2 separate regions of the Homo sapiens genome follow, and region 1 is linked to region 2. The links are chromatin contacts, found by Hi-C or POLR2A ChIA-PET in ENCODE. All regions are on one chromosome and are shown on one strand. Each heading gives the region's core, a stretch centred on a gene start or an enhancer-like site at or near the end of the contact. The rest is flanking DNA. Distances are from core to core; before and after follow the strand shown. Region 1 overlaps COL8A1 (collagen type VIII alpha 1 chain). Region 2 has its middle 230 kb from the start of COL8A1.

The links. A loop is a pair of places that touch in the nucleus more often than their neighbours do. ChIA-PET counts read pairs that join two places held with the same protein, here RNA polymerase II (POLR2A). Pooled maps may share reads with other maps.
Region 1: a map of chondrocyte shows a loop between it and region 2 (2.2-fold over the local background). The contact joins two enhancer-like sites. A Hi-C loop is called at or near these places in 3 of 168 maps with a recorded cell type or tissue (IMR-90, PC-3 and chondrocyte) and 2 of 50 pooled maps. POLR2A ChIA-PET finds 5 or more read pairs at or near these places in 2 of 52 experiments (Panc1 and activated T-cell).

The regions. Positions count from the first base shown.
Region 1 is chr3:99,748,946-99,753,025 of GRCh38, forward strand. The region is part of intron 2 of COL8A1 (collagen type VIII alpha 1 chain); the gene reads left to right. Among named protein-coding and RNA genes, the nearest start is that of CMSS1, 67 kb to the right of the region's middle. Within about 2 kb of position 2,831, at least 3 of the 41 ENCODE cell types and tissues checked have a DNase peak (open chromatin) inside an H3K27ac peak, as active enhancers do.
Region 2 is chr3:99,408,295-99,412,765 of GRCh38, forward strand. No RefSeq gene overlaps it. Among named protein-coding and RNA genes, the nearest start is that of COL8A1, 230 kb to the right of the region's middle. Within about 2 kb of position 2,682, at least 2 of the 41 ENCODE cell types and tissues checked have a DNase peak (open chromatin) inside an H3K27ac peak, as active enhancers do.

The DNA of each region.
Region 1 (4,080 bases), core at 1,581-4,080, 340 kb after region 2:
TTCCCATTAAACATTATGAATGAATGAGACATTAAACTGTTAGGCTGATATATACTATGTAAAATAATAATTATATATAACTTTGTTGTACAGTATGTTTTATTCTACCTACAAAGTCATTAAGATATTTTACATACAATCCCTAAATAAATAGCTTATTTCTGTTATGGAACAATCTAACTGAAAGTCCTCAGGAAAAATGAGTTCTTATTTAGAAGAAAAAATATGTATAGTAAAAAATAGCTCAGATAACTAAAAACTAGCATCTATTTGGCAGTTATTATGTGGGCTCAAGTACCATGCTAAGAGTTACACCAAGGTTCTCTCACTTCATCTTTACAGGGCTTTGAAAATCAGCAAGAGGGAACAGAACCAAAGGTCTTAACCACTACTGCTTCTTATTTCAAAGCAATTTAAAATCATAACTCAACCTATCATGACAGTGTAAGAATATTTGGAATTGATTTTATTTTATTCATTTAAGCTCCACAAGCATCTACCTAGAAAATGCAATGGATCAGGAACAGTTCTAGACACTGAGGGAATATTGAGCAGTAAGACCAGAGCTCTACTCTCAAAGAGAACACTGATTGATAGGTTTATGAACATGCTTTTGAAAAATGCATACTTATGACTAAATAGAAGGGGAGTCACTATTCATGTTCTAAAGGGTTTCTTTATGTTCCAATAGAAATCTTTATAGTGCTATTCCTGTTTGTTAAAATTTACCTATTGTTCATAAAGCAAAGGTCTTATGTAAAAAAAAATTAAAAAATAAACTACATAGTTTGAATTTCAGAGGTTTGCTTTCCTCCATTATACTCACTTGGAAGAAGAGGTGCTGAAATTACCATAAATATTTTCTAGAACAAGGAGAGATGAAAGCAAACAAACAAAAGGAACCTAAATCAAAATGGCTCTAAGAAAATCACAAAATAATGAAAACTAAAGAGTTTTATAAACTTTTATACAATAATAGTGATAAGTTATCTTTGAAGGTAGAGATTTAAAATTATGCATGAGTTAACTATATATTAATTGTTTAAAGAATATTTCAAAATAGAATGTATAACTTGTTGCCAACTTCTTTTTCTTTTTTTCTTCTTTTTTTTTTTTTTTTTTTTTTTTTGAGACAGATTCTTGCTCTGTTGCCACGGCTGGAGTGCAGTGGCATGATCTTGGCTTACTGCAACCTCCACCTCCTGGGTTCAAGCAATTCTCCTGGCTCAGCCTCCTGAGTAGCTGGAACTACAGGTGCACACCACCACACCTGGCTAATTTTTGTATTTTTAGTAGAGACAGGGTTTCGCCATGTTGGCCAGGCTGGTCTTGAACTCCTGATCTCCAGGAATCCGCCCACCTCAGCCTCCCAAAGTGCTGGGATTACAGGCGTGAGCCACTACACCTGGCCCCAGTTTCCTAATGTTCATGTTTACCTAGAATTAAATAAAAAGAAAATATTAATAGCCAACTCTGGGTGGCAGAATTTTAGACAGTTTTGTGCCCTCATGTATACTCTTTTGTAAATTTTTCAAAAAAACATATATTGCTTTTATAATTGGTAAACAGAAAAAATATTGTAATTGACTCCAAAATCGATAGGTGATAAAGACAAAATTGTCCAGGGGGAGTAAAATGCAAATTTTGCTCTCAATCACAAAATTTTTAAAAAATAATAATAAATGTAATAGGTTCTTCCTTCCAGGTGTTATTGCCCTTTCTTTGATTCAAGATAAAGCAACCTGTAGGCTATTCAACTTCTCTAGACAAGAAAGGTTAAAAATTGGATTGAATTTTCAAGATTTTCTTGAGAAAGCATTTCACCTGCAGCTATGAACATGAGTGTAAAGATCAAAGTTGTAATACGGGCTGGTAAAGCTGAAAGTTGTTATTGTGGCAATCAGAAAAGTAGAGCATCATTAAAGTGTACCTCTTTCACCTTAAAACATAAACTGGCCATCAATCATTTCTAATGGCATCTACTTAAAACTGGCCTTATGATTGGCTCCTAAGTGTGTAAAATGTCAGGTGGAAATACATAAACACATCTTTGAGCTGGATAGAGTCTCAGTGATCCTAAAAAGTGAAATATAGAGCTATTTTAGAGATGCCATTTAAAAATTTATGGAGAGAGATTTGGTCTTATAATTTCTTTCATGAATACTAAAATTTTACTACAAAGAAAATTCAGAAATGAGTTATTTGTGCCATTTAATCATTAAATCATAAATCCACAGACCATTAGAGCTGGAAGGGGCCTTCTAGATTACCTCCTCCAATGCCAATATTTTGCAGATGAGAAAGTAGGAACAGAAAATTTATTTTCTCAGGGTTAAGCATGGTGGCTCACACCTGTAATCCCAGCAATATAGGAGGCCAAAGCGGGCAGATCACCTGAGGTCAGGAGTTTGAGACCAGCCTGGCCAACATGGCGAAACCCTGCCTCTACTACAAATACAAAAATTAGCCAGGTGTGGTGGTGGGTGCCTGTAATCCCAGCTACTTGGGAGGCTGACGCAGGGAGAATTGCTTGAACCAGGCAGGTGGAGGTTGCAGTAAGCTGAGATCGCACCACTGCACTCCAGCTTGGGCAACAGAGTGAGACTGAAAAAAAGAAAAGAAAATTTATCTTCTCAGGAAAAAGTAAAATCACTCAAAAATATCTTAAAGAATCCAGAAACATCTTGAATCTTACTGACGAAAAATTAGGTATTTTGAATCCTACTAGAACTTTAATTATAACTCGAATTTTTAGTTTGGTTGTGGGCAGTCCTACGCAATGAAGGAAAGACGCTAACAGTGACTGTGGAAAGCACATTCACAATGAACACTTATAAAGTTAAAACTAAAAATAAAACAGACCAATGATTTCAGACCAGGTTATTCATTCATTACTCAGCTTCCTTTCTTTAGTGAGTCAAGCAATTGAAATGAGCGTTCTTAGCCACTTTTAAGACACAATTCTTCTATTATCATGAAAAATTGGCTACTTCTAAAGTTGCTGATATGCTGAAGAATAATGGGACATTCATTCTTTGAGTTAAAAAATCCAAATTATTGCCAAAATCCTCCTGATTTAATGCATTTATGAAAATATGCTTATAATAAAATTATATATATTAAGAATATACTCCTCATCCCCTGCAAATAGATACTTACTTTGCATTATGGACATCCTGGAAGAAGTAAACATGAAAGCTCTTTTTCTAAGTTTAATGTTGATCTAAGAAATGGAAAATAGTAACACTTGGTTTTAAGGAAACTAGCACAGTGTGGACATGTTCATTGTCATCTGTAAAGTAGAAATAAGAGTAGACTCTTGCAAAATCATTTAAGAATTAAATCAATAATAGATATAAAATGGTTAGTACAGGGTTTGGTCATAGTTAACATTTAATAAGTCCCAGCTATTAGTAGTAGTGGTAGTAATATTATTATTATTTATAACATGATCACTCTTCTACTACTCCCTTCCCTTCAAGCAAAACTCTTGTGATTCCCCTACACTATTTTATGGCGCCATGTGCTTGTATATTCTGATCCCTCTCCCCAAATGCCCTATCCTGACTTCTATATCTGCTGAACTCCTACTTATCACCCAAGGTCAGCTCCAAAGTTTTTTCCTCTTACCTGCGTTACCTAATCCCTGATTGCACTCACCTATTTCCCATGGTTCTCTGCATATATCCCTCTCCTATCAATTGAGATGAGGACTTTTACTTGATTCTCCCTCACGCCCCCCACATGCCCCCCCACACACACATGCATGTACACATATGCACACACTCTGGACTACAGTGAATTCATCATACTCAATTTTGTATCATCATAGAAATGTCTATTGAAATGAACAAACTCCCGCATAAATAAATGACTTTTTAATTTCATGAGTAGGTATCAGGCTAGAATGTGCACCTAGTGGCCTCAGTTTAGAGGGGGAGAAGGGGAGATGGGTATATGAGGAAAGCTGGGACATGCAACTCACCAGCCCTGGAGCCCGGCTCTGCCACATGCCTACTGCTATGACTTGTGGTAAATCATTTAACTTCCCTGGACCTCAGTTTTCCTTCTCAGCAAAAT
Region 2 (4,471 bases), core at 1,432-3,931:
TTTTTACTAGAGACGGGGTTTCACCATGTTAGCCAGGATGGTCTCGATCTCCTGACCTTGTGATCCGCCAGCCTCGGCCTCCCAAAGTGCTGGGATTACAGGCATGAGCCACTGCGCCCGGCCAGGTACAAAGGATTTTTATATACATTTTCTTAGTAAAACCTCATAAAATTTCTGTGAGCCTTCTGTGTTCAAATTACATGCTCTTTCATTCAATCCCCACCTAAGATTTACTTGTTTTGCTTTGTTCTTTAATGAAGTACTGTCAGCCCTTTATATCCATGGGTTCCACATCTGTGGATTCAACCAAATCCAGATCAAAAATATTCAGAAAAAAAACGATTCTGATGCTTAAGTCTGTTATATAAAATGTCAAAGTATTTGTATATAACCTGCATATATCGTATAACAGACTTAAGCATCAGAGGAATTTGGTACATGAGGGGCGTCCTAGAAGCAATCCCCCGAGGATATCAAGAGGTGACTGTATTTTAAATATATAGTCTCAGCTATGTTTCAAAGGAAACTACATGGTTAAGTTGAATTTCAAATTCACTTGGCCAGCAATTGTTAATTATCAAGAGATATGTCAAATTTCTAGCCTAAAGAAGCATATGATTTCCTGAATAGACATGACATGGAAGAGAGTAATGGACAGTTATCAATACCACACACTTAATTACAGAGTGATCATGAAAACGATGGTCCAAATGATAAGACAAACATTGTCTATAGGTTTGAGAGAACCCAAGGAGTATTTTTTGGAGGAGGTAGAATTTTATCTGGACCTCAAAAGGCAGGTAAGACTCAGCTAAGAGGAGTGGAAAAGCCACCTCAGACAAGGAAGCAGATATGGCACAAGTAGATTCCAGTTGGAGAGATACATTCAGTTGAAGCCAAGAGTTCATGATAGGGGATAGAAGAAAGAAAGCTGGAAAATAGATAAAGATGCAGGTCTAGAAGGCTAAATAATTTATCCAATCGAGAGTCATCAAAGATCTTGGAGCAGATAAATACCATGATGATAAATACTGTGTCTAAATATGGAAGTGAAGGGGAGAAAAGGAATTCAATATAACTTTTTGAATATGGATAATGAGAAAAATGGTGTCAGTGACAGAAACAGAGATGTTAGATTGAGAAGTTTTTTCCCCATACCAAACTTATGCATGTTTTCATTTGAGATTCTCTTCATTTTGGATTTAATTAATTGAAAGATGTTCTCCAAACTCTAACCTTAACTAAGTACCATTTAGCCCAGCTACACGATTGACATTCTCACTTGAATTTCTAAAGCACCTATCAATTTTAGTTCTACCTAAGAGAGGTCTTAAATCCCACCCCCTGCCAATTATTCTTTCCGGAGTCTTCCTCGTGTTAGTAGACGTCATCAATCCATCAACAAAAACTCTTGGCTCCATTTAAAAAATATATTTCACATCTGTTTACTTCTTTTCATTTCTACCATTTTTCACCTTGGTCTAAGCCACTGTTATCTCTAGCTTTGATTATTATGAAATCTTGTTCTACTTGAGCTCCTCTATAATTTATAAAAAACTCAGAGTAGTGCTATGAAAATATGAAATGGGTTGTTTAAATCTCCATATCAAAATCTCCAGTAGCCTCCTACTGCATTTAGAACAAAATTCACTCTTTTTCATGGTCCATTAGGTTCTACATGATTGACCCTATTCTTATCTATGACTTCTCCCAGCTTTACCCCATCTCTCTATGCTCTTGCCACATTGCCCTTCTAGAGTAGGTTAAGATATTTCCTTTCTTGAGGCCTTTGCTCCTGTTGATCCCTCATGCTGGAATTCTCTTCCTCCAGGCCTTTGCATAGCTGGTTCCTCTAGTCACTAAGCCTTAGCTCAGAGGTCACCTCCTCACTGACATTCACTTATAAGTAGCCCTTCCTCACTGGCCTCCCCAACACTTTCTATTACAACACTCTGTCTTATTTCATAGCATGCACCACTAATCTTATTTATTCAGTTATTTGATTATCGCTGCCTCCTTATCCCAATGCCATCCCTTGAGAGGGGATCTAGTCTGCATGGTTTAGTCCTCTATGCCTTCAGTAGTGTCTGGCATACAGTCAGCTCTCATTTAATATTTGTTAAATGAGCAAACAAAGTCTCTCTCGTATAAGTCAATATAATTCTAGCTATGAGAAATTCCTGTTCTGTGCTAGTCTTGAGGATGTGAAAATATGAGGGGAAATTAACATTTTTCAGCAAGCACTGCTAGAGATCCAGGAGTTTCCCCCTCACAATGGAAAATTTAAACCATGAAGGAAAATAAATGAAGGTTAAATACTAGAAGATATTTGTGGACAGTTATGCATTCATTCCACAGGCTCTGTAAGCCTGTAAACAATCAGGAGTTTATACCACATCTTAGCTGGTGTTCCGCTGCTTTCTATAGAATGGGAAGAAAATGTAGCTTGTCTATCACAGCAGGACTGGTGGCTTGAAAGGCAGCAGGATTTGTGTTTTCAGGTGTGACAGACTCTCTCACCCTCAGCTCCCAGAGGGCAGAGACCAAGGACCACATAACCACCAAAGCCAATGATCTGACCTCTGGAGGATTGACAGGCTCCAGGATGAGTAATGAGTTAGGCCCGGCAGATTATACAGTGCCCCTGAGATGAAGAAAACAGAACAAGGATGAATGAGTGCCTGTGGGAAAAGAAGTGTATCGGCTCTCACACAACCACCGTGCCCTGCGTGACTGGCTTAAACAGAAATCTGGCAGCAAGAGAGGGAACTAAAGGAAGTTAAAAAAAAATAGCAGGCAATCTCCTCCCTTTTCATTCTTTAACTTTCTGATGAGAGAATAAAATGCTGCTACCAGATGTAGCATGTGCTGGCATTAATTATCTCATTCTTCCATCATCAAGAAAGAATCAATTCATATCATCGTTAGCGTGAGACCACTTCAGAGAAAGCAGGATGTTGCTGTAATTAATCGTTCAAGCTCTGGATTCCACACAGACCTGGACTCAAATTATGGTTGTTATCATTTAGGGCCATGACACCTTTTACAACAGGAACATTTTACTACCACTACATGAGGTTATGTAAGGAAAACATAGACAGTTCATGTGAAATGTTTAATTTAGCACTTGGACCACAGAGCTCTCAATAAATACTAATAAAATATAAAATTACTATTTTATTATCTAATCTATGTTTTTTCTCCCCCGCCCCTCCCATAAAAACCAAGTAGTCTAAATAAACATAAATTGTCTGCACAAGAAAAATCTATCTGATGATGTTCTGAATTTGGAAGAAATTGAGGAACTTCAAAAAGTAATTATTCTATATTTAAAATATGTGTAGTTCTAGCAAGCCATTCCCACCACCATTACCAAGCATAAGCTACAGAATTTAATCATTAAGGGTAATCACCAAGTAGTTAAATAGTGAATGAATAAGTAAAATTTTAGAATTAAATATAAACTTTTATTCCAATGCAACTTACTGTTGTTATTTTCCATTCACAAGTTTGGCAAAAAATAAAAAGCTGAATAATAGCTTTTGATAACAATAATGTATATGGAAATGTGCTTTCTAATACAGTATTGTTGGAGGCATAAATAGATACAAACTATTTGGAGGACAGTTTCTCAATAACTGCCAAACTCTTTAGAAACATTTCCCATTAGATCCAATAATTCCATTTCTAGGAGCTCACCCTAAGAAAATAACAAAAGAGTTTCACAAAGATATATATATGAGTTTCTCATTTTTGGATTGTTTCTAACAATACCTGCTCCCACACACACACACACACACACACACACACACACACACACACACAAAAGCTCAACTGTTAATCATTTGAGACTTGGCTAAATAAATGATAAATATTTTATAGACACTAAAAATGATATGTAGATAAACATTGACATTAAAATGCTTACGAAGGGTTATTTGTTTAAAATTGTTATAAAATAATTTATAGTATAATCTAATTTTTCCTAAAAATAATTATTTTTATGTATAGAACAGAAAAGCACTTGAAAAGATATCCTACAAAATATCAACTCCTGTTATTATTTGGCTATAGGATTATAGTTTACCTTTATTTTCTTTATACTTTGGTGTTTTAAAAACATTTTATGATGTCCAATTATTTTCCATAATAATAAATCTATTTTAAAAACTTAATAGACTATGAAAAAATATTTTATATAGAAGTAGTATCTAGGTCTTAACATTTATAACATATAGGACCTTTAAATTATATTGAGTCTCTTGGGAAGTTTCTGTGGATAAGTTAATATTTTCCTAAACTTAGAAACATGGCAGCAGTTCTTTACTATATGAATCACTGAATAAAAAGAGACTAGAAAGGCATCATGATGACACTAGAAATTACCGTGCTAACATGGTCCGTGGAATCATTTTTCCTTGGAGTACTATCAGCATTTGCTTGTAGCCTCTTGCTTTGTCTTATCAGTAAA